Linked DNA regions of Mus musculus: all the other regions are linked to region 2. Evidence: chromatin loops called from intact Hi-C (ENCODE). Cell type or tissue: heart. All regions are shown on one strand.

What was found. Peaks named below come from ENCODE experiments on the same cell type or tissue, not always from the same donor. Only the 100,000 strongest peaks of a DNase experiment are listed, where the experiment ranks them.
Region 1: a loop joins it to region 2, with 7 times the contacts of the local background. A loop is called at or near these places in 5 of 42 quality-filtered maps.
Region 3: a loop joins it to region 2, with 2.3 times the contacts of the local background. A loop is called at or near these places in 3 of 42 quality-filtered maps.

What each region holds. Positions count from the first base shown.
Region 1 is chr13:58,125,122-58,133,121 of GRCm38, forward strand. Hnrnpa0 (heterogeneous nuclear ribonucleoprotein A0) reads right to left here and starts at 3,435. Exons shown (of 1, transcript NM_029872.1): 1 at 758-3,435. The coding sequence starts at 3,192. The coding sequence ends at 2,275. Gm40964 (a long non-coding RNA gene) reads left to right here and starts at 5,634. Exons shown (of 4, transcript XR_001780964.2): 1 at 5,634-7,910. In heart, CTCF peaks have their summits at 1,214 (motif pointing right) and 4,062; DNase peaks (open chromatin) are centred at 2,780, 3,460, 3,850 and 4,930; H3K4me3 peaks cover 4,220 bases; H3K27ac peaks cover 3,440 bases.
Region 2 is chr13:58,212,444-58,220,443 of GRCm38, forward strand. Ubqln1 (ubiquilin 1) reads right to left here and starts at 3,210. Exons shown (of 11, transcript NM_026842.4): 1 at 2,841-3,210. The coding sequence starts at 2,993. It also overlaps the pseudogene Gm48432. In heart, a CTCF peak has its summit at 3,247; a DNase peak (open chromatin) is centred at 3,218; H3K4me3 peaks cover 2,887 bases; H3K27ac peaks cover 1,991 bases; H3K27me3 peaks cover 318 bases.
Region 3 is chr13:58,270,283-58,278,282 of GRCm38, forward strand. Gkap1 (G kinase anchoring protein 1) reads right to left here and starts at 3,906. Exons shown (of 12, transcript NM_019832.4): 1 at 3,792-3,906. Gm26555 (a long non-coding RNA gene) reads left to right here and starts at 4,569. Exons shown (of 8, transcript XR_873524.3): 1 at 4,569-8,000. In heart, no CTCF peak of the experiment used is centred here; a DNase peak (open chromatin) is centred at 4,189; H3K4me3 peaks cover 2,590 bases; H3K27ac peaks cover 1,829 bases; H3K27me3 peaks cover 331 bases.

The sequences.
Region 1 (8,000 bases), 87 kb before region 2:
GATTCTCACAGGTGAACCAAGACATCAAGAAGCTCCACATGCCAGAGGCTGCTAGGGGAAACACAGTAAGTGCTTACAGAAACATTGTTTTCCTTTCCTACTATTCAAGTACATCCATCACTAAGGGTGAACACTGAGCTGTTAATGCACCAGGAACTGTTAGCTAAGTCACTATTACTAAAACTAGTCACCTCCCAATACCTACCAGCTCAGTCTTCATCCAAAATAACCGGGGAAAGTCTGAGGTAACATGTAATGAGTTTTAGGTCTTTTCCTGTATCCTAGAGGGACCCCCCCCCCCCACCAAAGCCTGCATTAGATCTTCAAGTGTAGTTTCAAGCAGGAATTTAAGGGAAGCAAGCAATTGTGAGCAAAGAACTTCATCCAACTTTTTTTCTTCCACAGCAAACACACCCCTATACAGTGTTAAATACATGACCCAAACATCAGCTATCACTCACTACACTTACCAAACTAGCCAAACATAAATCCTCTTACCTCTTTAAGAACCTTAGTACTTACAATATTTTGGCAAGAATCAGATCTTAGGAATTATTCAGTGACAACTTAAAATGTGGGGTTCCAACATTAAAATATTTTAAAAGGTAAAAAGAAAAATCTTTTCTGAAAAGCTTGATGCCATTAGGCTTTAGGCTTCCAAAATCCGAGTCAAATTTTTACCATCTCGTCAAACCCAGTAAGATAGCAGGTACTCTGAGCCCACCCACCAGGTTATACATACTCTCACTCAATCATGTAAGAATTGAATTCTTTATTTGTGATATCCATAAACGTTGCTATTCTATGTTTCTATCCAGGAAGGCATTTTCTTCTATTATCAGTTTTTGTTTTTTTTTTATAAACAACAACTTGAATTCTATTGCATGAAGGGCTACAAATACACGTTAACCAAGCAGAATACAGATATTTTGTTTTACAACTTGCACCTAAAACCCCAGTACACACAGCTGCTTCAGTAGCTACCGGAGCAGTTTGGGGCTACTGCCCAAGCTATGCATAGCAGTTTACATGTTCAAATCTCACGTAGAAAAAGTGACTGATGCGGGCTGTTAACTACACTCCCGGGAAGCCCGTCTCAGCTACAAGTAAATGTGGACCTTTCAAGTCTGCAGAATTCTGATGGCAAACTGCTAAATCTGATGAAATTGTCCTGAACAAGTAAGTTGGGTTTTTCTTAACCAACCGTCTTGCAGCTATACTGCCACTCTACCAGCAGATGGTGCTACATCCGTTGGACTTAAAAGAGGACAAAGTTCAGACTTAGGGAAGAAACGCTTTTTTTAAACCTGCTCTGAAAATACATTTAAAAAAAACTCATTTAGTGTTAGGGTAAAATAGAACCCTTATTTGTAACCATTCATTACAGACAAACCAATAAGGAAGAAACTAGGTCACCTAAAAAAGTTTTAAACAGTTTATATGAATGAGAACACATGCTTTAAACACAAACTATTTTTTTTAAACTACACAGTACATGTTTTGAAGTAAATTCTCATAGAAAGAACCAACCATGTCAAGATGATAAGCAAATCGCTTATTACAAAGAGATGGATGCACAGGACTAAACAGCCACATCCACCACTTCAGAAAGATTTTGTCTGTAAAAGGTAAATTCAACATCACTAACTGGGCAAACAGGAAGGGGAAAAAAAAAAAAAAAGAGCCCACAAGACCTCCTTTAAGCGTCTCGAAGTACACATCAAAACCTAACAAAAATATCCTTTAAAACGGTAAGGAGTGGATCCTAGGAAAAAAAAAATGTTAGACATGTACGGTCAAACACAATGATTTATTAAAAATAAAACGTAAAAATGATTTTTGTACATATGCTTCCAAATTCCAGGCATGGGATCCAAGTAGGTTTCATAGAAAACGCTGTAGCCAGGTATCAAGTCCTTACAACAAAGTAAACTACCCTCCCGCCCAACCCCCACCCAGGTGTTGCTACAGAATCAGCAAGTTCACTCCCGCCCGCCCACCCGCCCCCCCAAAAAACACAAATTAAAACAAGACATTTTTTTGCTAGTATAAAAACGACCAAGGTCCAAGTAATAATAAAAAAATAGAGTCCATCAATGACTGTAACACAAAAATGTGTGTGTGTGGGGCCGAGTCCACCTTCAGGGGGGGTAACGGGCAGGCAAGCGGGGGGTGTCGTGCCCCCCAGGGTGAGCGGCTTCCCCCGAGGGCACCTGGGGCGGGCGCGGAGGGCGACGATGGCCGCGCCCGCCGCCGGCATCCGGAACCCGGCTTCTAGAACGAGCCTCCGCCGTAGCCGCCGCCGTAGCCGCCTCTGTACGGTCCACTGTTGCTGCGGCCGCCCCAGCTGCCGCCGCCGCCGCCGCCTCCGCCGCTCTTCATCGGCCCGTACGAGGACTGGTGCTGGCTGTAGCTGCCGAAGCCGCCGAAGCCGTTGCCGTAGTCGCTGCCGCCGTATGAGCCGCCGCCGCCGCCACCGCCCCCGTAGGCGCCGTAGCCCCCGTAGCCGCCGTAGCTGTTGTAGCCGCCGCCGCCGCCACCGCCGCCCTTGGCCAGCCCGTTCTGGTCTCGGCCGCCGCCGCCGCCTCCGCCGCCGCGGCCCCGGCCTCCGCCGCGCCCGCCCCGGGCCGCCCGCGCACCCCCGCCGCCCGCGTGGATATCCTCCTTGGGCACCGCCTTCTTCACCTCCACGCGGTGGCCCTGGATCGGGTGGAACTTGACCACCGCGGCCTTGTCGGCCGCGTCGTGGCTCTGGAAGTAGACGAAGCCGAAGCCGCGCTTCTTGCCCGACTGCTTGTCGGCAATGATCTCCGCCTTCTCCACCGCGCCGAACTGCGAGAAGTGCTCGATCAGGTCGCCCTCCGCCACGTCGCCCTTGAGGCCGCCCACGAACAGCTTCTTCACCTTGGCGTGCGCCCCGGGCCGCGCCGAATCCTCCCGCGACACGGCGCGCTTCAGCTCCACCGTGTTGCCGTCCACCGCGTGCGGCGACGCGGCCATGGCGGCATCCGCCTCCTCCACGTTCGAGTAGGTCACGAAGCCGAAGCAGCGGGAGCGCTTCGTCTGGGGGTTCACCACCACCACGCAGTCCGTCAGCGTCCCGAAGGCCTCGAAGTGGCCGCGCAGCCCCGACTCACTCGTCTGCACATTGAGGCCGCCGATGAACAGCTTACAGAGCTGCGAGTTCTCCATGTCGGCCGCCCGGGCCCTGCCCCCGCCCTGCGCGCTCCGCCGCGTCGCCGTCGCCCGTTAGCGGTCGCCGAGGCCTCGTCCGAGCCCGGGCCCGGCCGCCGCCGCCACCGCCGGCGGGGAAGGGGCGGGAGGGGGAGGGAAGGGGCGCGCTGCCGGCCCGAGGGCGAGCCGAGGACGCTGGAACCCGACCGGGGCCGCCGCGGCCGCCACCTCCGCTCCCCTATCGGGACACCACACAAAGAGGCCGCTGAAGGCGCGCGCACCCTCCCCGCGCGGTGCGTCACAAGCGACGCCGGGACGCCGGCCAATCGCCTGGCCGCTCGCCTTGGTCCCGCCCACCGCGCCGCAGCGCCGCTCTCGGTCGCGGCCTCCCCGCCCTCCGCGGTTTCCCCACCACCCCGGTCCGGGCCTGGGGCTCCTCGGCGACCGCCGCTCCTTCCGCCTCCGCGCTCGCACTCGACGCGGGGCCGCGGGGCCGCGGGGCCCGGGAGACCGCCCGCCAGAGCCCTCCGCGCGTCTCCGTGGAGCGTTTCCTGGCGACCGCGCGGCTGTTCCCGCAGTCGTCCCTCCCTCCCTCCCCTCGCCGGATGCCCAGGCCCAGCTCCGCAGTGGCGTTCGCGCCAGCCCCTTGAGGGACGTGACCTGCCGGCCAATCAGCGGCTGCTCCTCAGACCCACTTCCGTTTTCCGCTGCCGCGGGACGGGCGCGCTCCTCTCGAGCACTGGCCCGGCGCCTCCCGTGCGGAACCCTCTGTCGCCCGCACGCTTCGTCCTCGCGGGAATTCTGGCCGTTCCCAACGGATCAGCCCGGGTGGCCCCCGCGCGGACTTTTTAAAAACTTGACTGTTGGGGGCCGGCCCGCACCCGGCGTCGGCTCCCCTAGGGGCGGCACAAAGATGGAGGGCCTCGGCCTGACCCCAAGGCGGTTATTGGCCGTTTACGGTGGGCTGGTGGCTCCATTAATCCAATGCGACTCTTGCCCCGTGCCACTCTGCCCGCCGAAGCAAGCCCATGAGAGGGAACACCACCAAAGCCCTTGAGACCGGGTAACCCAGACCAGGCCCGAGCCAGGCCTGCGGTAGCCGCTGGCGATGCTCCGCCCTGTGAACTCAGCAGCGAGCTCCTGCGGACATGTTCCTTGCGAGCCACGCAGGATTTATTCGGCCCCATCCTTACACTGCTAGCCTTGAGCCAGGCTGACCTCGAACTCCCAAGCACTAGATTATAAGCATGCCCTATGAGATTTCCTATTTTTATTGCCTTCTCACCGCCATCCCAACTGTGGTTTGGGAATTAAACCCAGGGGACTTAACTAGAGTTGGAGCAGTGTCCCCCGACACGTCCTATCCCCATTCTGTCCCGTTACTTCTCATCTCCCTCATCTGGTGCACCCCTGTGACCTGCAGCCAGCAGCTTCTACTGGGCTGCCAGCTTCGTGAATATGAACAGCCATTTTGCCAACTTTATCCATATAACTAGATTTTAAAAAAAAACTGTCAGGGACTGTGCTTAGTGTTCACGGATAAGATCTCAATTTCTACAGTGTCTTAGGGTTGTAGAAATAAGGCAAGCTGGGAAGGAACGGCCTTATTTGGTTTACATTTCCAGATCATAGTCCATCACTGGAGGAAGTCAGGACAGGAACTCAAACAGGACTGGAACCTGGAGGCAAGAGCTGATAGAGGCTGTGGAGGGGTGCTGCTTGCTAGCTTCTAGCTTCACAGGGCTTGCTTCTCCGACTGCTTTAGTATAGCACACAGGATCATAAAGGATGGCCCTCACCACCCACAATGAGCTAGGCCCTGCCCCACTGATCACCAATTGAGAAAATGCCCTCCAGCTGAATCTCATGGCATTTCCTCAACTGAAGTCCTGTTCTCTCTGATGACTCTACCTTCTGTCAAGTTGATACACATAACCAGCCAGTGCATACAAGAGAAATGTGGGTTGGTTGGTTGGTTTTTCCATTTTAAAATGAACTACATGACTGAAGAGATGGCTCAGTAGTTAACAGCACTTGCAGCTTCCAGGGGACCTGAGTTCTGGTCAGTTCCCAGCACCCAGGTCAGGGCTTCGGTCTAACTGAAGCTCTGGCCTCCACGGGCACCTGCATTCATGTGCACATGCAGACACACACACACCTACACATAATTTTTAAAACATTTTAATTTTTTTAAGATTTATTTTATGTGAGTATACTGTAGATATCTTCAGACACACCAGAAGAGGGTATCAGGTCTTACTACAGATGGTTGTGAGCTACCATGTGATTACTGGAAATTGAACTCAGGACCTCTGGAAGAGCAGTCAGTTTGTTTTTTTGTTTTTTTTTTGTTTTTTTTTTTGTTTTTGTTTTTTTTTTTTTTTTTTTTTTTTTTTTTTTTGGTTTGGTTTGGCTTGGTTTTTGGTTTTTGGTTTTTCAAGACAGGGTTTCTCTGTGTAGCCCTGGCTGTCCTGGAGCTCACTCTGTAGACCAGGCTGGCTTTGAACTCAGAAATCCTCCTGCCTCTGCCTCCCAAGTGCTGGGATTAAAGGCGTGTGCCACCACTGCCCAGGTAGCAGTCAGTATTCTTAACCGCTGAGCCATTTCTCCAGCCCATAAAGTAGTTTTTAAGACAGTAACTTCATTGCCCCATTGCATGCCAGGATTTGATACATGCAGCAGGGTGGGGTGGAGTGTGCTTCACATGAACACCAGAGGGCTAAAATATTAGCTCAGCAAACAGAAAGCTGGAGGGAAGGAGCTATTTTGGTGTATGTATGGAGTTACAGAAGATTAAGAGCCTCCATGGGGGTGCTGGGAATCAAGCCCAGGTCTTCTGCAAGAGCAGCTGTTAAGTTCTGAGTCATTTCACCAGCTCAGGTCTTTATTGACTTTGTTTTTTGACAATTCATGATTATTCTCTCCCATCTCTGTCAACCCAGCTCTTCCTTATCCATTCCTTCATCGGATTCATAACTTTGTGACCGTTTAGTTTGACAGGGGCTATATTTTGACTATTGGGTTGGATCTATGCACTGGAGCCTGGTGAGGCCGCCTGTGGGAACACAAAGGCAGCAGCCCCCATTCTTGAATATGTCAGTGGCAAATAGGCCAAAAGTGAGGGTAGGAACCCGAGAGTCCCTACATCACCCATGCCTCACTGTGGATCTGCTCATTGTTGGACAGACCTCATGCAGGCATCCATAGCTGCTGTCAGTTGTGATTACAACAGCTGTGTCTGGACACACATACACACAAATCCTAAGCCTTAGAGGGCAGTATACCAGACTCCCTATTACAGTGCTTCAGTAAACTCTATTTTCTCCTACACCAGAAGGGCCTTTCTTCCCCTTGAGGTCTAGAAAGGGTTAAAGTAAGGTGGATGCTCAGGCCCACGTGCTGTGTCAGCTGAGAGACACTCCCATGCCACCTGCCTTGCTATTACAATATTAGACCACTAAAGTTCCATTCTAGTGATCTTTTCTTACCTTCATCTAGTTGTGCAGCTGACCTGGTAACAGGATGAAAGAAGCAGCAAGCAGCAGTGACACCCCAGGAATTAGCCCGCCGCCACCAGCTGCTTGACAGCTGAAGCAGTAGCACCTGCAATGTTAGGAGTGGCCAGCGGGGTGGAGTGGGGGTAGTGAGAGAGAAAGGTTGAGAATGAAGAAGGAAAGGTTGTCAATAGCCACAGGAAGTGCCAGCTCTGGTCACCAGAAGAGTTCCACAGCATTATCAAGCCTTCAGGGCCAACAGGTGAAACACTGGGTGCTGTGAAAGGCTGAGGGGACACCACGCCCTCAGCCCACGTAGAGCTGTAGAACTCAAGTGGTCTAAAGGTTCCTAAAATCTGAGGCCTACAAGGAGCCTGAGCCTGGAAGGTGCCACCCACTGTGCCTCCCACCCCCTGCTGCCCAGGCTTCTCCTCAGCTACTTAAAATTCCCATACAGTGCAGTGCAGAAGGACCCTCTAGCCAGCTAGTCAAAGGTGGTATAGGTGATCCTCCAGCAACAATCCTGTATGTCAAAGCTGGGCTTCTTCATACTCTACTAACCAAAACTAGCGTCAAATGCAAGGAGACAAACCCAGAAGATAAAGGAGCTTTCATATCAACCAGATTGTCTACCATTGAGATCCTAACAGATACAAGATGATCCGCAAGATGATCCGCTGGTCTCTGCTTATGTCTTGCAGATGTTCACTGGAATCTTACTGAACGCCTTAGACCAGAGGTTCTCAACATGTGGGTCATGATCCACTCCAGGGTCACCTAAGCCACTGGAAAACATGAGTCACAAGAATACCAAAATTACAGTTATGAAGTAGCAACAAAAGTAATTTTATGGTTTGGGGGTCACCACAACACGAGGAGCTGCATTAAAGGGCAGCAGCATTGGGAAGGCTGAGAACCATTGCCTTAGACTAAGACTGACACTTGCCTGGCTGAATCTTTACAAGGGCCAGAAAGGTTTTGTTGGGTAGCAATCTCCTCTGAGATAAAACCTTCCAACTTTGAGGGAAGCTCCTTAAGACACCGGGGGAGCATTCTGTCCTTCAGGGAAGCGACTTTAACTCAGAAAACAGTAACAACAGTAACTGCAGGAAGTCCCTGAAATCCACCAGATTCACCAGGCTCCTCTCCCCCCTGAGGACCTCTAAGAAATAAGTTCTATAGAGAAAAGTTCTCAGGCCAGTGGAGCTGCTTGGAAGACATGTCTCCACCGCTGCCTGCAAGGTGTGTGGTGAGGTACAGGTTCCCAGCTTCCCTGAGCTGTCACCCACTCTGGGGTGGGCATCTTGGTGATGAAGCTGTCTTTAAGGCAAC
Region 2 (8,000 bases):
GATGTGGGGTGCACTGAGGATTCAACCCAGGGTCTCCTGAACCACATGCTCCATCGCTGACTTCAGCCCCAATCACAATTGCTATTAACCATTTGCAAGGATGTCTTACAGCCTTCAAATATTACTCAGCGACAAACTTTATAGCAAATTCCAAACCTAGTAAGTTCTATAAGGAAAATCTAACTTAAGAATGGCAGACCTTTTCTTGTGCTAAGAATAGAGCTTTACAAATGAGTACCTGAGGTCTGCTTTATCCAACTCTGGCACGTGTTTCTGAGTGCACTCCCCAGACTCAGCCAGCATTTGATGTGCTTTCAGTTGGTGGTGCAGGCTATGCTTTCAACTTTTATCACATTTTCTGCACCCACAGAAAACAACAGATAAAATTTTAAACATTAACCAACATTAGAATAAGTTACCTTAGGAAAGCCTTACTTTTATCCATTAAAGTCATTTTTAGTTACAGCATAGTAAAACATAATAAGCTTCCACAGAATTCATAATTCTAGTGTCACTATTACAAAAACAAAGAACCCACAAACCTATAGATGCCCACCTAAATAATTTTTCTATTTATAAAGCATTATTTCTAATGTCCAAAAATAAAATGTGGAAGCTGCCAGGAAGATGGAAAACTAAACTGGGACTCTCAGGAAGACTCAAGAGCTTCCTAATTTAATATGTCCACACATTCACTAAATAGTTACAATTAAAAAAACCAAAAACGGCCGGGCGTGGTGGCACACGCCTTTAATCTCAGCACTCGGGAGGTAGAGGCAGGCGGATTTCTAAGTTCGAGGCCAACCTGGTCTACAAAGTGAGTTCCAGGACAGCCAGGGCTATACAGAGAAACCCTGTCTCAAAAAAATGAAAACAACAAAAACAAGAAACCCTGCTCATACCAAATATTAACAAGGAGACAGAGGGACAGGAGCACACACCCATATGATGTTGACTGAACTGCAAAATAGTACACTTTTCAGGTTTCTTATAAAACTAAACAGAACTGGCAGGCCATGGTGGTGAATACCTTCAATACCAGCACTTGGGAGGCAGATGAGTTTGAAACCAGCCTGGTCTACACACTGAGAGTTCCAGGACAGCCGGAGTTACAGAGTGGAAACCTGTCTTTTAAACAAAACCAAAAACAAACAAACAAAAAACCCCAAAGATCTAAAGTGTAACCAGAGCTCTTCTAATACAGATAAAAAGCATATGGTCTCTAAAGGATTTATATGAGGCTGCTGTTCTCAAGAACTACAACCAGCTGAAAAAACCCTGGCAGATTATGGCACATTCATGGAAAGGCACTGAGCAGTTAAGTACTGAGCTGAGGACTTGGTTCAGTGGTAGACTGGAGGCTGTGCCTAGTATGCAGATCTCTGTGGTGGGAGGGGTACAGACCTTCTCAAGGATGAATCTCAAAAAAATATGCTGAGTGAGAGAAAGAAGAAAAAAAGCCTTATCCAAAAGACCACATTAGAGAGGACTCTGTTTATGCAAACTCAAACTCTGTTGGGAAAATAAAAATCTTCAGAGGTGACAAAAGCTCGACTGAAGAGAAAACGGAAGACGAAAAGTGTGCCGTCAACTGTAACAGACTTCAGCTGTCACGTGCTTGGCTGACACAGGTGTAGACGGGTCTGCAAAAACCAGCAAAGGCAACCATGTCCCATCATCGCACCTCAAACATAAGTGGAATACCATTTTTCAAAAAAAGTTGTTCTCAAGCCACTAACACCCATGCTGCTTGCCGACCTTATAAGGGTAATACTGATATTTACAACTTTAAAGTGTATTTTTAGAAATAAGAGATGCATGATGCAGAAAAGGCTGGAAAATGTCAATTGTGGGTGACATACAGACCTGCTGGGAATATAAAGAAGGTAAAATTTTTTATAGCAGCGTTAACAAACAATGGTAATGATCCAATCAACAAGAGTTTCTCTCAATGGTGCCACACACCCTCCTGCTTCAGAAAAACCCGACCTCACCTTTGGAACTAGATAAACCTTGAGAGAACTTAAAAGTACATTCCAGTGGTTGATACTTTGCTTCCTCGCATAAGACTGTTTACAATGTTTGATACTGTCAACAATTCAAGTGCCCTAGACTGTGTTGAAACATACATGATTGGTTCTCCCAAGGCTCTTAATTAACTGCAAGGCTTGTTTGCCTGAATAGACTTTAAAGCAATTACTTGATAAGAATTCCCCTTATCACCTACTGTGCTTTCTTGCAGGTTCCTTGCAACCAACTGCTAAGACCCAGCTAGGTGTCTGTCTCGTCTCCCTAAAGATCAAACAATAACCTATCCGATGACTGGCAGCTAAGCGATGACGGAAGTATTGTAACAGAAACAGCAAGTCGCCAATGAATCAAAGTCATTTACTTTTCTCCTTTCAGGCGTGAGCTATCACAATGCGACTGAAAACAAGTTCCACGTCATAATTTTTATATAGGAGGCTCGAAGATGGGAAGGAGTTCAGCATTCAAAACCGAGAACCAACCCTCCACGTGCTTCTCACTCCTAAATCTCCCCAATTAGCAGGCAGGTGAAACAATGACCCCCCACCCAGCCTGGCCAAAGGACGAGCGCCGCCCGCGCCCAGCCGCCCCGCAGCGCCCGGCCCTTTGTGAGAAGTGGGGGCCCGGGGCCCGGAGCTCGGCGGCCGCGGCGCAGCCCAGCCCAGGCCGCGCGGCTCGCCCGGCCCGGCCCCGCACAGCTCACGCAGCGGAACCCAGCGGGGTCCGACCGGAGCTGCCCGGGGCCGCCGCCCGGCCAGGCCGCCCTTCCCGCCCCGTCAGCGACGCGGCGGCTGCCCGGCCGGCGCCCTCACCTGCTGGACCGAGCTGTTCTCGGGCACGGCAAACTCCTCCTTCTCTTTAGGCGTCTTCACCGTGACCTTCATGATCTTGGGCTCTGCGGGGCCGCCGTCGGCCGCACTGTCCTGCGCGCCCGGTGGGCCGCCGCTCTCTGCGCTCTCGGCCATGGCGGTGACTCAGGCGAGCGCGACACTGCGGGCTGCGGCCGGGTCCGCGAGGCGTGACAGGCTGCGGGGCCGCCGAGGGTGCGTGGACGCGGGCTGCGGGTGCAGGCCCCGGGTGGGCGATCGGCTGCCGTGTGGACGCGGGGACTCTCCGCGTCGCCGCCGCTTCCTCCTCCCGCACCTCCCCCACGCTCGTCGCCGGCGCCGCGCAGGGCACTCTGGGTAACGCGCTGGTAGCCGCGCCGACTCCTGGCGGCCGGCCGCGCGAGGCACGCCGGGTAGCGCGTTGGCCAAGGAGCCGACTCATGCATGGCAGCGCTCGATCCTTTTCTAGCCGGCGGACGAAGCGCGGGCTCCTCAAGGTCGATGGAGTGCTGGGCATGGCGGGAGAACTTAACCCACTTCGCGTCTCCCGTTCTTCGTTGAAAGAAATGCAAACGGGGTTTCTGCCAGGCACCGTGATGGTGCGCTAAGATGACGTCACGGCCAGCGAAATTGCTAGAAACGTCTGGCCCATTGCTCACGGTCCCGGTATCCTCCCCACCTGGTCCCCGTGGGCGTCTGCTTATGAAATAGCGGCGAGCTACTTTATTTTAATAAGCGTAGTGTTGGTGCCCGGGTGGAAGGAGTTGCGATTGCCTTGTCTTGTGCTCGGGGCTTGAAAGCTAAACCCATGGAGAAAGGTCTTTAAAGGACCGCGAAACAGACGCCAGTGAGCAACCAATGCATCCACAGGTGCTCACTGTTTCAGTGAGGCCTGAGCTTCCCTCCCTGGAGTCAAACCGGTTTGGTCAGATAGGGCAACCCATATTGTCTGTCTTCCAAGCTGCGTGGGGGCAGAAACAGAATGCCTAGGACTGTCCGCCCAGCGGGTAGGAGTTAGCCTAGATGATGTGTGCCTTTTGTATTCTGTCCAATTAAGTTACTGTACACCTCGGGCTTGAGGTGGCATCAGAGATAATGGCTGAAAAAGTATTTTCGGCATAATGTAGGCACACATAAGTTATTTCACATATGGATCCCACGTCATTTATTCGTAAAGATAACGTGTAATACAGTCCAGCACTTTATATTAACCAGCATTGCACAAATGTGAACTCTTGACAGTGTACCGTGACCCAAATATGCAAAGGCATTCCATAGTTCTGCTCTTGGGCCATCGAACCCTGTTCTATGATTAACTGTGGTTGCATAAACACTTCTTAGCAGAGCTCTTTGAAATCTGGGTCAGAGTTTCAAAGTATAAAATGGCAATACGGCGTCACTTGATATCACTTACATTTCTGCCAGCATTGTTCAATCACAGGAAGAAGTTATAAGCGTTATGTCTAGGTGTGAGAAAATTGTTACTTGGGGTAGAAAGTTCCCCCCATTAGGCAAGCAAGGATTTTGGAATTTTCATATATATATATCTTTCCAACTTTATTAGTTCCCCTGTTGTATGGTTTCCCTCCATGCTGTATTCTCCCTAAGCACTAACCCAGGCTGCCTTCCATGATGAACCACCCCACACACACACCTTCCCCCTCTAACTTTCTGTTTTCACATCACATTCCCCTGAAAGTCTTCACTCCATTGTCCTTTAGAATCCCAATCTGTTCTGCTCTGATAAATAAATTAGTTGTAGATAACATCTACTGGTGTGTTTATAGAATACCCTTGTAATTGTCTATATTTTATTTCTGAAAATCTCTAATGTTTATGGCATGCTGTGAATAAGAATTCTTCCAGCCACTCAAGCAACTGCCATCTTGGTAGTTCAGCTGCACTTTCTTGGAAAAGGCTCCTTCCAGCTGGCCTTACAGACTACCACACCCCTTGCTGGAGGTAGGGAAGGTCACAAGACCCTCACCAGGGTATTCAGCCTTTCTCAACCACCTGTTGTTTACAATGCTTCCTTAATTGCAAGTAGCCGCAAAGAAGGTCTAGAGTAAATAGGTCAAAGTAGACTGGGGTTTGGAGAGAGAGAGAGGAGAGAGAGAAGAGAGATAGATTGATTCCATCTATGTGGCTGAGGCCCTCATCCTTGCTGCATAAAGACTTTCCTGGAGCACCCATGTCCCTTATGCTCTGTAAGGAAGTCCAATAAACTTGGGCTCTTCTAGTGAACTTTGGTGGAATCATGCTTTGGTTTGTTGTTGAGACTTTAGGAGAAGGAGTAGCCATTGCTTATGTTGTCCCCTGGGAAGGAATTTTAGCAACAAGGCATGGTTTATGAAGTTACTTTCCTCATTCATTGATCTAATCAGTTTTCTGGCAAGAAGCAACTTAAGGGAGGAAGGGTCATTTGAGCTCAGGATTTGAGGAAATAAAATAGTGTGGGAAACTTGGCATGGGAGCAGCCTGCTGCTGTGTTCGCAGGACTGTGAACCAAGACTTGGAAAGAGGAAATGCCTACACTCAAGTTCCTCCTCTTTGCTTTTTATTCAACCCAGGACCCAAGACCACTAGGATAGTACTGCCTAGACTCATGCTCGGTATTCCTCCCATCACTTCTCTCTAGAGAAACCTCTCAGGGAGGTATGGCCAACAATGAGCCTTAGGTGTATTTAGTCAGGTTGGCAATCACAATCAACCATCACAGGAAGATAAGATGTCATTAATTAACCTCCATGATATTAACCTCCATGACTGTCAGAATCAAATTATAAAGGACCCTTGGCAATGTGGATGGGGATTTTCTAGATAAAGGATCTCTAACTTTCTCCAAAGATAGGGGTCCAGTGGGCCCTGTCCAAAATATTCAGCAGGAATTGATTTGCTGATCTTTGGTTTAGATGTCTATTTGAATCTTTGGTGGCGGGGATGGGGTGGGGTTATTAAATGGTTGTTCTGGAAGCAATTATAAGGACATATTTCAGTTGTTCTACATTTAGTTGAATCCAAATCCCAAATACTGAATCAAAGATTGATGGATAGCATTTGCCAATTTCCTTGCAAATGTCCATTTTAAACTACCAACCGGAGGTCACCTGGGTCATAAAACACCTGAGATTTGACCATTCAGCTCTCAAAAGCTAGTCTGAGCCAGCTCCAACTAGATAGTGGCTCCCAACTTCAGTCTGTGCACTTGGGAGGTAGAGATAGGCAGATCTGTGATTTCAAGGGCAGTCTGGTGTACAGAACAAGTTTGAGTTCTAAGACAGCTTGGGGGGGGGGGGTTATTCAGAGAAACCTGTGTGCATGGAGTGGAGTGGGAGGGTGCAGGTAGCATTCCTTGACAGAATGAGTTAATCAAGAATTTATTGAGCTCTTCCTGTAAGCGGCCAGAGGTCACCTGCCAAGATGGTTCACTACTCTCTTGACCCAGAAAACCCCACAAAATCATGCAAATCAAGAGGGTCAAACCTTCTTGTTCACTTTAAGAACACCCGGGAAACTGCCCAGGCCATCAAGGGTATGCATATCCGAAAAGCCACCAAGTATCTGAAGGATGTCACTTTAAAGAAGCAATGTGTGCCATTCCGGCGGTATAATGATGGAGTCGGTAGGTGCGCCCAGGCCAAACAGTGGGGCTGGACACAGGGTCAGTGGCCAAAAAAAGAGTGCTGAATTTTTGCTGCACATGCTTAAAAATGCAGAGAGAGTAACGCTGAACTTAAAGGTTTAGACGTAGATTCTCTAGTCATTGAACGCATCCAGGTGAACAAAGCAACCTAAGATGCGCCGACGAACCTACAGAGCTCATGGCCGGATTAACCCATACTTGAGCTCCCCTGCCACACTGAGATGATCCTCACTGAGAAGGAACAGATCGTTCCAAAGCCAGAAGAGGAGGCTGCACAGAAGGAAAAGATATCCCAGAAGAAACTGAAGAAACAAAAACTCATGGCCCAGGAATAAATTCAGCATAAAATAAATGCAGATAAAGTTTTTAAAAAAAGAATTTATTGAGCACCATTTAGCAAGTTTATTCTAAGCCCATGTATAAGAATTAATATCCAGCACTTGGGAGGCAGAGGCAAGCGGATTTTTGAGTTCGAGGCCAACCTGGTCTACAGAGTGAGTTCCAAGACAGGCAGGGCTACACAGAGAAACCCTGTCTTGGAAAAAAAGTAACAAATACAATGTCATACGCATGTCAAATAGATGATAAAAGTCACATGGACATGTTGCTCCTTGTCCTGGATAGTTTTATGTCAATTTGACTGACTAGAGTTACCAGAGAAGAGGGAGGCTCTATTGAGAAAATGCCTCTGTAAGATTGGGCTGTGGGCATTTTCTTAATTAGTAATTGATGAGGGAGAGCCCAGCCCATTGTGGGTGGTGCCATCCCTAGGCTGGTATTCCCAGATTCTATAAGAATGCAGGTTGAGCAAGCCATGAAGAGCAAACCAGGAGGAAACAGCACTCTTCCATAGCCTTTGCATCAGTTCCTGTTTCCAGGGTCCTGCCCTGTTTGAATCCCTGTCCTGGCATCCTTAGATGATGAACAGTGATGTATAAGTATAAGCAAAATAAACCATATGCTTCCCCAAGTTGCTTATGGTCGTGGTGTTTCATCACAGCAATAGAACCCTAACTAGGGCACCCCCCCCCCCACTCTACAATCTGTATAAAATAAAGCCCAAGAGCTTCAGTAGAGGCAGGAGGATTAGAAGTTCCAGGCCATCCTCATCTACAGAGTTTGAGGCCTACCTCAAAACAAACAAAAACAAAACAAAACAAAAAAACCCACATTTTATTGAAAGTTTAGTTCCGAGTCTGTGTAATACTCCAGATAAACCTTAGAGTGTTTTCCTAGTCTGTAGTGTTGCCAAAATTCCATGATAAACTTACATTTAATTTTAGTAGTATTTCACACTCTTGCTTTTTATCTAACTGGGATTTACTTGGGTTTTGGGAACAGGCCTGAAAATATCCCCAGTATATCTTTCTGTGGCATTTTCTCCAAGCACAGTGCTGCTGATTATGGGAACACAACCTCCCATCTCACTGAAGTCGAAAGACTGGTTCTCCTGGAATCGAGGAACACAATGTAACTGCCCTGGGAGGTAGGCTCTGGCTCTG
Region 3 (8,000 bases), 58 kb after region 2:
ACAGTACCCCCATTTCACTTCAAAGAAGATGAGCATCTTAACCTGATGTGGAATTGCTTCAATGGAGGCAAGCTAACTACTGGGCGAAGAAAATGTCCATGTTTCACCTACAGACAAATCTGTTCAGAAAGGACAAATGGATGCAAGGAAGCAGACTGCCAGGCTCTGCAAAGACAGGGGGAGCAAGTCCTTCACAACTCCTGACAAGAAGTCTGTCAGCTATAGTGAGCCACAGATGACATGGGGGATCTGTCCAGGCAGGCTGCTGTCGGCCATTTCTTTTATCTTTGGAAGCTGCATCCCAGCATTGCCTGCACACTCGGGTAACATTCATTCCTTCTCAGGTCTCTGATGGGGCTGAAGGCTAGATAGTCACAGCCTTACTATATGCATAAATTGTTTAGGATTTAAGATGATGTTCCAGGTCTACAAGATGTTTTTAGGATGGTAGTACAAGTTAAGATAGAAAGTGATTTAGATATAGAACTTGAACTCACCAGACAGGATGGTAGAATACTTTATCTAAGTTGCCAAAAATAAATGGACTGGATATTATGAATGTAACTCTTATCGAATAGTTTTCATAATTCTTCCTAATGCATGCTGTTTATTATTATTTAAAAAGCCTTTTATTCGACAAAAAGGGGAATGTAGGCATCGTGTTTTTGTACACTGTGCAGTTTACCCTGCGTTATTTAAATGAAATGCTGATTTCTCTGCCCTCATGTCTTGTTTCAATCAAGACACAGCATTGCAATACTTATTCCAAGAATTCCTGTCTAAAGTTTGTGTAAACAGCTTTTACCATTGTCAATAAATACTGACCACCCAATGGCTGGACAGAGTAGACAACAGGGTAGGAAGTACATCAACCAGAGGAAGGAGAGGGGATAAAGAGATGCAGATCAGCCCAAGGAGGATGGAGGATTCAAAGCCATAAGGAAGGGGTCTGGAGAGAGATCATGGAAACATACCCGAAGCCCAAAAAGCCACATCAGTAATATTATGCATGTATCATGGGATGGGGTTGGGAGGTAGCCAGATTAGCATAAAAGTAAAAACTGATCATTTGACTGCTCAGCTACTGAAAACTAGTTTTAAATCAATATTGTTACTCTGTGTGGTTATTGGGGACTGGAATAAAGCAAAGAAATACAGCTGCTGGATTAATTTATGGCTATATTTTTATTAAAAAAGTAATTCACTTACATTCTACAGTGATTTCTCCCACTTTCCCTGTTCTGCGAGAAAACAGACTGCTCAGTGTTCACTTGTTCCTGGAGTCTGGAATGTCTGTCTCCTCCACTTAAAACTTCTCCGTTCTTCAAATTTAGCCCCATTGCAATTCTGATCTGCCTTCTCGTTAATGTTCCTGCACTTACACTTAATTCTGTTCTTCATGGACTCTTTCAACAGCTACCACTGTATCTAGCTCCCTACTGTCCTGATTTACAAAATGCTGAACAACACAGGTCTCTTCTTTGTATTCCCAAATATATATATATATATCAATCAAGGACTTGGCACAGATATCAGCCAGTTGTAATGGGCACATCTGCAGTCTCAGTACTGGAAGGGATAAGGCAGGAAGGTCATAGGTTCAAGGCTAAACTGGGCTACACAGTAAAAAACAGTCTCAGCAAAAAAAAAAAAAAAAAAAGAAGAAGAAACATTAATTAACATTATTAACATTAAATAAGTTAATCATGACCTCAAGCTTACTGACTGAGGCTTAATTACATTCTCCAATCACACAGTGCCATACCTAAGTGTGCACTGGAATCTGTGCTCTGAACTTGAACACTGAGGGTGGAGAGCACACACCATCTAACTAACAGCACCGTCACAACGAAGTGTTTCCACAACTCATCTTTTTCCCCCTAGGAATCTTGTTTTTGTAGGAAGCTTTGGATTTTGTGTCAAACTGCTGATTTTTAAAAGGTGAGGGTGTGAGATAAACTGTTGCTACTAAGGAACAGGCCAAGCTACGCCTAGCAAGATTTATAAATGAATGACCTGTTTTCTTGAGGCCTTGGTCTCTATGAAGGGCCACTGCCATCATGAGCACCTTCTTCTATGACATCAGTGTCGGGAAAGAATTGAGCCTGGGGGAACTTAAGTACATAATTTCAGCCCTTTAAAAAATGAACAGTAGTGACTGTGTCGATCAACACTATCAACCACCTAGCTTGATCCAAAACGGAACTATGCAATGTCAATGTCATCAGTTAATATGGCCATATGCTTTGAGAGGGCAGCTCTCTCACCATGTAGCCTGCACTGGAACCAAACTCTCAATCCTCCTGTCCCAGGCTCCTGAGTCTTGGGAATACAGGTGTACACCAGTTCGTGCAGCTAGAGAGGCCTTGGTGGACTCTAACAGATCAAACACAACAGACTGAGGACTTGCGACTCCAAGAGGCCCTGGGTTTGATGCCAAGCACTGTCCCTACGAATTACAAAATGAGAGGAAAAGGAATGGCCTGGTCTCCCTCATCTTCTTGGCTGCTTGACTGTCATTTTGACTTCTTAGAACTTAAGGTTACAGGGATCGAGGACCAACGGTCCTGAAACTTTTGCTTCCAACACACTTATCGAAAATGACATAAACTTAAAGGCATACCCGGAGCTCCACCACCCCCCCCCACCCCCCCCCCCCCCGCAACACACACACTGGTTAGGTGCAGCCTTCCTTTTCTAATCCGAAGCTCTCAACTTCTGTGGGTTGTGAACTCTTAGAAACAAAAACAAAAAGCAAACTGCAGACATGTACTAAGGAATTCAGTCATGAAGTGCAAAGGTGATTTTCACTTGCACACAACGTCCCTCTGATCCACGTGTAGGTTCTCGCTCTAGAGTGATTGCTAGAAGCCCCTAGGGTTAATATTAAACAGGTGTATTTCGATCTTTAGTGAAAAATCACATTAAAGAGGCTTAGACTAACCGATTTTAGTGGCATAAGCTAGTGTAGGGAAACCCCAGGCTTTCTAGGAAGATTCTCAATACAGCATTACCATCTTTCGGCAGTTTCTCCAGTATTTCTGGAGCTACAGCTTAACTTCATTCCCGTGACAGGCGGGCGCAAGCGCCTTCACATAAACAGACGAGGCTGAAGAACAATGCTTGTGTTTTTCCAGCGCCTCTGCCTCTCGCTAGAACTCTCCACCGACATCCCTTGAGAAATGTCGCCAGTGGAGGGAGCGGGGCAGACAATGGGATAAACTTTTGCCCCGACTGCTCCGCGTTTACAGACACCCCGAGGCTGGCACCCTACCGCTGCCACCGCCGCCGCCGCGCATAGCTGCTGGAAGCCCCGACAGCAGGGGCTTGTGCGAGAGCCTGCGCATCTACCTCGGGCTGCTGGGAGGGAGGGAGGGAAGGCGAGCGGCGAGCAGCCCCTCTCTCCTCCTTCGGGAACCGAAGCCAAATCTCACGCACGAGCAGTTCCGGGTGCTCCAAAACTTGTTCGCGAAGTACCCGGAGAAAGAGCGCGGCGGGCTGGGCGAGCCCCAGCCGCTGCCGAGACGCGGTGTCCAAGCCTGCAAGCGACACCGGCGTCGGGTGGGCGCCCCGGGGAGCCCCGAACGGGCGGCCGCACCTGCTGTCACTCCCGCGGCCGGCCGCGGCGGACCAGGCCTGCGGCCCGCACTCCCCCGCAGCCTCCGCGGCCCTCCCGCCGCCCGGCCCCGCTCGGCTCAGCCCCGCTCGGCTCCGCTCCGCTCCGCTCCCCGCCTCAGGCCGCACTCGGCCGCGTCCCCTCAGCCACGAGCTGCGAGGCTCCGTAGACTCACCGGGCCTCCCTCGCCGCGGTGCGGCCGCTCCCGTCTCCCCGCCGCTCCCGCGCTACCCCCGGGCGTTGGGCGCGGGCCGCGGGGCGTCCGCAGTAACGGGCCCGCGGAGGGCGGCGGCGCGCGGAGGGCGGGGCGGGGCGGGGCGGGGCGGACCCGCAAGCCTGGCGCCCGCCGTGGCCGGCCGGCGCGCGGGACTTCTTTGCCGAGGGTCGCAGCGCGGCGGACGCTGACGCCGAGGAGAGGTCCGCGGGGGACGGACTGCGGAGGACCAGAACCACCTGCTGGAGGAGCCGCGCTACGGGGGCCGCGCAGGGTCCAAACGGCTCGCGTAGGCGGCGGCTCCGCGGTCCTCGGGGTCGCGGAGCCGGGAAGGTGGGAGGCCTTCCGGGAGGAGGCTTAGGCCGCCGCGGGCGGCGCGCGGCGGGATCGCCAGGCTGTGGGGAGGCCCGGGGGCGGAGGCGGACCTCCAGTCGGCGAGGGAGGGCGGTGCTGCACGAGATGCAAACAGCCGGACGGCCTTGGGTTCCCGCGGGAGCACCTCCGGGGCCGCTTTAGTTTTGCAAAGTTAAGCGGCTTACCGGCAAACCCGTCCGCTACCGCCCAGCCGTGCGGGCTGCCCGGCGATGTCCCGCGCGAGTCACCGCCGCGGGTGTAGACGTGGGGGACACAGTGGGGAGCGAAGCAAAGAATCGCAGAAGACGCCAGATCACCCTAGGGCCCGGTGGAAAAAGAGAATGTTACTCGGGATCCGAGGACTGCGAGCATCTTTGGGGCAGCGCGAGGGAGGAGGCTTTTGGATTTGGCCTGGGAAGAGGTGGGGTTTTGCGGGGAGACCTCGGGGCCTTGGATGGAGGCCATTGGACGCTGCGTTCCACAATGAGATTGGAGGTGTTGACAAGTGGCAGAGACGACTGAAAAATGAGGGAGGGGGGCGGCGGTGGTGAGGGATGGCTGAGTTCCAAGAGTAAGGATTGATGTTTAAGGCAATATTTGATGTTTTAGGATTTAGAAGTTTGAAGGAAGAAATGAAGGCTTTTTTTGCTTTGTAACTCCTGCAGATGTTAGAGATTGAAAACTGGCAGTCCTGTGTAGACCAGGCAGACGGTAATAACAGATGAGCTATGGGGGGGCGGGGGGGGCGGTGAGGACACACGGCTATGAGCCCCCAACACTTGGCAAGCTGATCAGAAAGTGAGTCCAAGGCCGGTGGCTACACAGAAAGATTGATCCGGGGGTCGGGGCCAAGAGGATGGGGCAAGACAAGATAAAGGAAGGCAGGAAGAATTTTAAATGATTGAGAAGTGATGTGGAGGTGCATTCTACAGGATTTGAACATCTGATTGGGAAGGGAGAAATGAGGTCTTGAGACCCGGTTGCTTGTAAGAGGGAGCGTGAACACTTGGAAGAGGAGGATGCAGCTACTTACCGGTTTTCATAGGACTGGGGTTGAAGGCAGCTAAATAGGTGGCCATAAGCAGTTGAAGCAGTTCTAAAACAGCTGAAAGAACTGCACCTGGACAGTACACTGGGTGCTGGGGAATAGTTCAGTCGATAGCTTGAGTTCTAGCCCCAGAATAAATGTAAAAGCTCCCAGCGTGGTATATCAAGCTCTGGTCCCAAAGATTAGCGGGCAGAAACAGGTGGATCCCTCGGTCTTGTTAGCTACCCTCCCACTCTCCACAAAAAGATAGCACCTGACAAATGATAACCACACCCCCTCCCAGCATGTGCATGAACAACACACACAAGGATCGGAAACTCCTCAGCTTAGTAGCGTATTGCTATAAGAGAAGGGGGCAGACTCAGTCTAGAAATACATCATCATTAGAGTCTTGCTACCCCAAAGTTGACCACATGTGTGTCACCAGCAAGTTTGTCAGAAACGTGTGGATCTCGGGCCTAACACACACCTGCCCATTAGAATCTGCAACCTCAAAGAAATTCCAAGAGGTGACCCCATCAGATTTTGGGAAGCTCAGCTCTAGATGAGGAAAGTCAACAGAGGAGGGGAGGGTGGGCAGGGAGGAAGAGAGGGACACTTGGGTAAGGCACCACAGCAGGGGACTTCAGTCTCGTCAAAGCTGGGCCAGGGAGTGTGGGTCAGAACCACACACCGTGGAGGGTGCGGGAAAACCACGTGTGTGGGTTGTGACTGGCTGCCACGATCACAACAACCGTGTTTTCACTGAGGAGGGCTTTAGAGACTCTTACTTTCGGGCTCGGGGTTGCCTAGAGACAGTCCTAGCCCTGCTCACACACTCAGGGCATGTTGAAGTAAGTGGGTGGATTGATAGATCAAGAACAAAGTGTCCCCAGAGCAAGGTCAGCTAATCGTTTATCACAACTCGTGCCCCTGAACACAGACTCCTTTTCTCAGCCCCCGCGGGTTAATGCTCCTGTGCACTATTTCCCATAGAAGATGAGCAGGAACTGTGCCTGCCACTGCCAGGTAGGACCCTTTACCTCCTCCAGGTATCCCCCGGAATTGGCAGCACCCCAGCAACGGGCCTGGAGGAAGAGCTTCCCCTTCTGAAGGGAACAACGTGGATTTGCATGGACTCAGGCGTGGTAGGCTGGAAGGCCGAGGGAGGAAGGAGCATCTAGAAGTACCGTAAAGTTGGAGCGATGGCTCAGTGGTTGAGGGTATTTGCCACTCTTCAGAGGACCTGTGTGGGTCTGATTCGCAGCACCCCCATGATGGCTCACAAACACCTGTAGCTCCAGATCTTGTGGCCATGAGTGCGGTGCACAGATACCTGCAGGCAGGCATCTGCAAACATAAAATTGAACATATAGTAAGGCTTCTAAACTGGTGCATTTGACCGGGTTGTTTTTTTTTTTTTTTTTTTTTTTTTAGAACCTGGGTCCTATAGGGAATATCCTAAACACAGCACAGTTGAGTAGGGTGCACGTGAAAACGAATCTGTAGCTGTTAGTAATGCCAGGGTGCCGGAAGTGGGCCTGGGAAGGACTGAGTGCTGCACCTCAGATCCTGAGGGCTCCCAAGAGGTAAGTCTGGTAAAGGCTTGGTGCACAGCACCTCTGGGGGTAGCTTCAAAAGATGAGTGGACTCTGGACCCTACTTCAGTCTTTGTTGTTGTTGTTCCTTTCTGGCTGTGGAGTGAGCAGCTTAGGGCTTAGCTCCCTGCCACGGTGCTCCCCACAGGCCTCAAAGCAAAGCCAAACACCAGAGCACAGGAAACTTTGAGTGAGCTAGAACTAATCTCTCTTCAAAAGCTGACCACCACCCGCAGTGGTGCTTTAATCCCAGCACTAGGGAGGCAGAGGCAGGCAGATTTCTGAGTTCGAGGCCAACCTGGTCTACAGAGTGAGTTCCAGGACAGCCAGGGCTATACAGAGAAACCCTGTCTCGAAAAACCTAAATAAATAAATAAATAAATAAATAGAAGCTGACCACCTCAACTTCTGTTATGATAATAGCTGAGTACCGGTGAAGGACCACACGGTCCAAGGTCCTTGGAAGAGAGGAAAGGGTCAAAGAATTGAGAAGCAGAAAGGGCTTTGAAAGGAATAGCCTCGTTATATTGTTTGTATGTAGCCACGCACTGTCTTGGCTCACACCACACCACACCCAACAGTGGTCCATCTCCTAAGATGGAGTTGCAGGGTGCTGGCCAGGGAGGGGCAGATCCTGTACTTAGAGGAGGTGGAGGCAGGAGGATCATGAGTTTGCTGCCAGTCTAAGCTACAAAGAGAATTTGAGGCAATCGAGACTCTGTCTCAGAGAAGTAAAAATCCACGCAAACAACATCAGCCAGCTAAGGAAATGTTGTCTAATGACATCCGGCTGCCTTCGTCTGTGTTAGTGGCCTCTGCGCCATGCGGTGACTGAGTCAGCCCGCTGAGTGGCTTTCAGAACATATCCTTGTCACTATGAAATACCAGACTCTCCCATGCGTGTGACTATATAAAAGTTTCCCTTTGCTCCTAAAGCCCCCATGTTAAAGGCTTTGTTGTTAAGGCAGCGCTGGTGGCTTAAAGAGGTAGGGCCTGGGGGAAGGCCCTTAGGCCAATGGCAGCAGCTCCTGAAGGCGGTGGAATCCCAGACCTCCCCTTATTTAGTCTTGTCCTGGGCAATGAAGTGAGCTTTACTTGGTAAGTGCTCCTGTCCAAATGCAACGGGGCCTGCCAGTCAGCCAGCCAGTCAGGGACCTCCAAAACTGAGCCAAAATTAATATGTACTCTTTG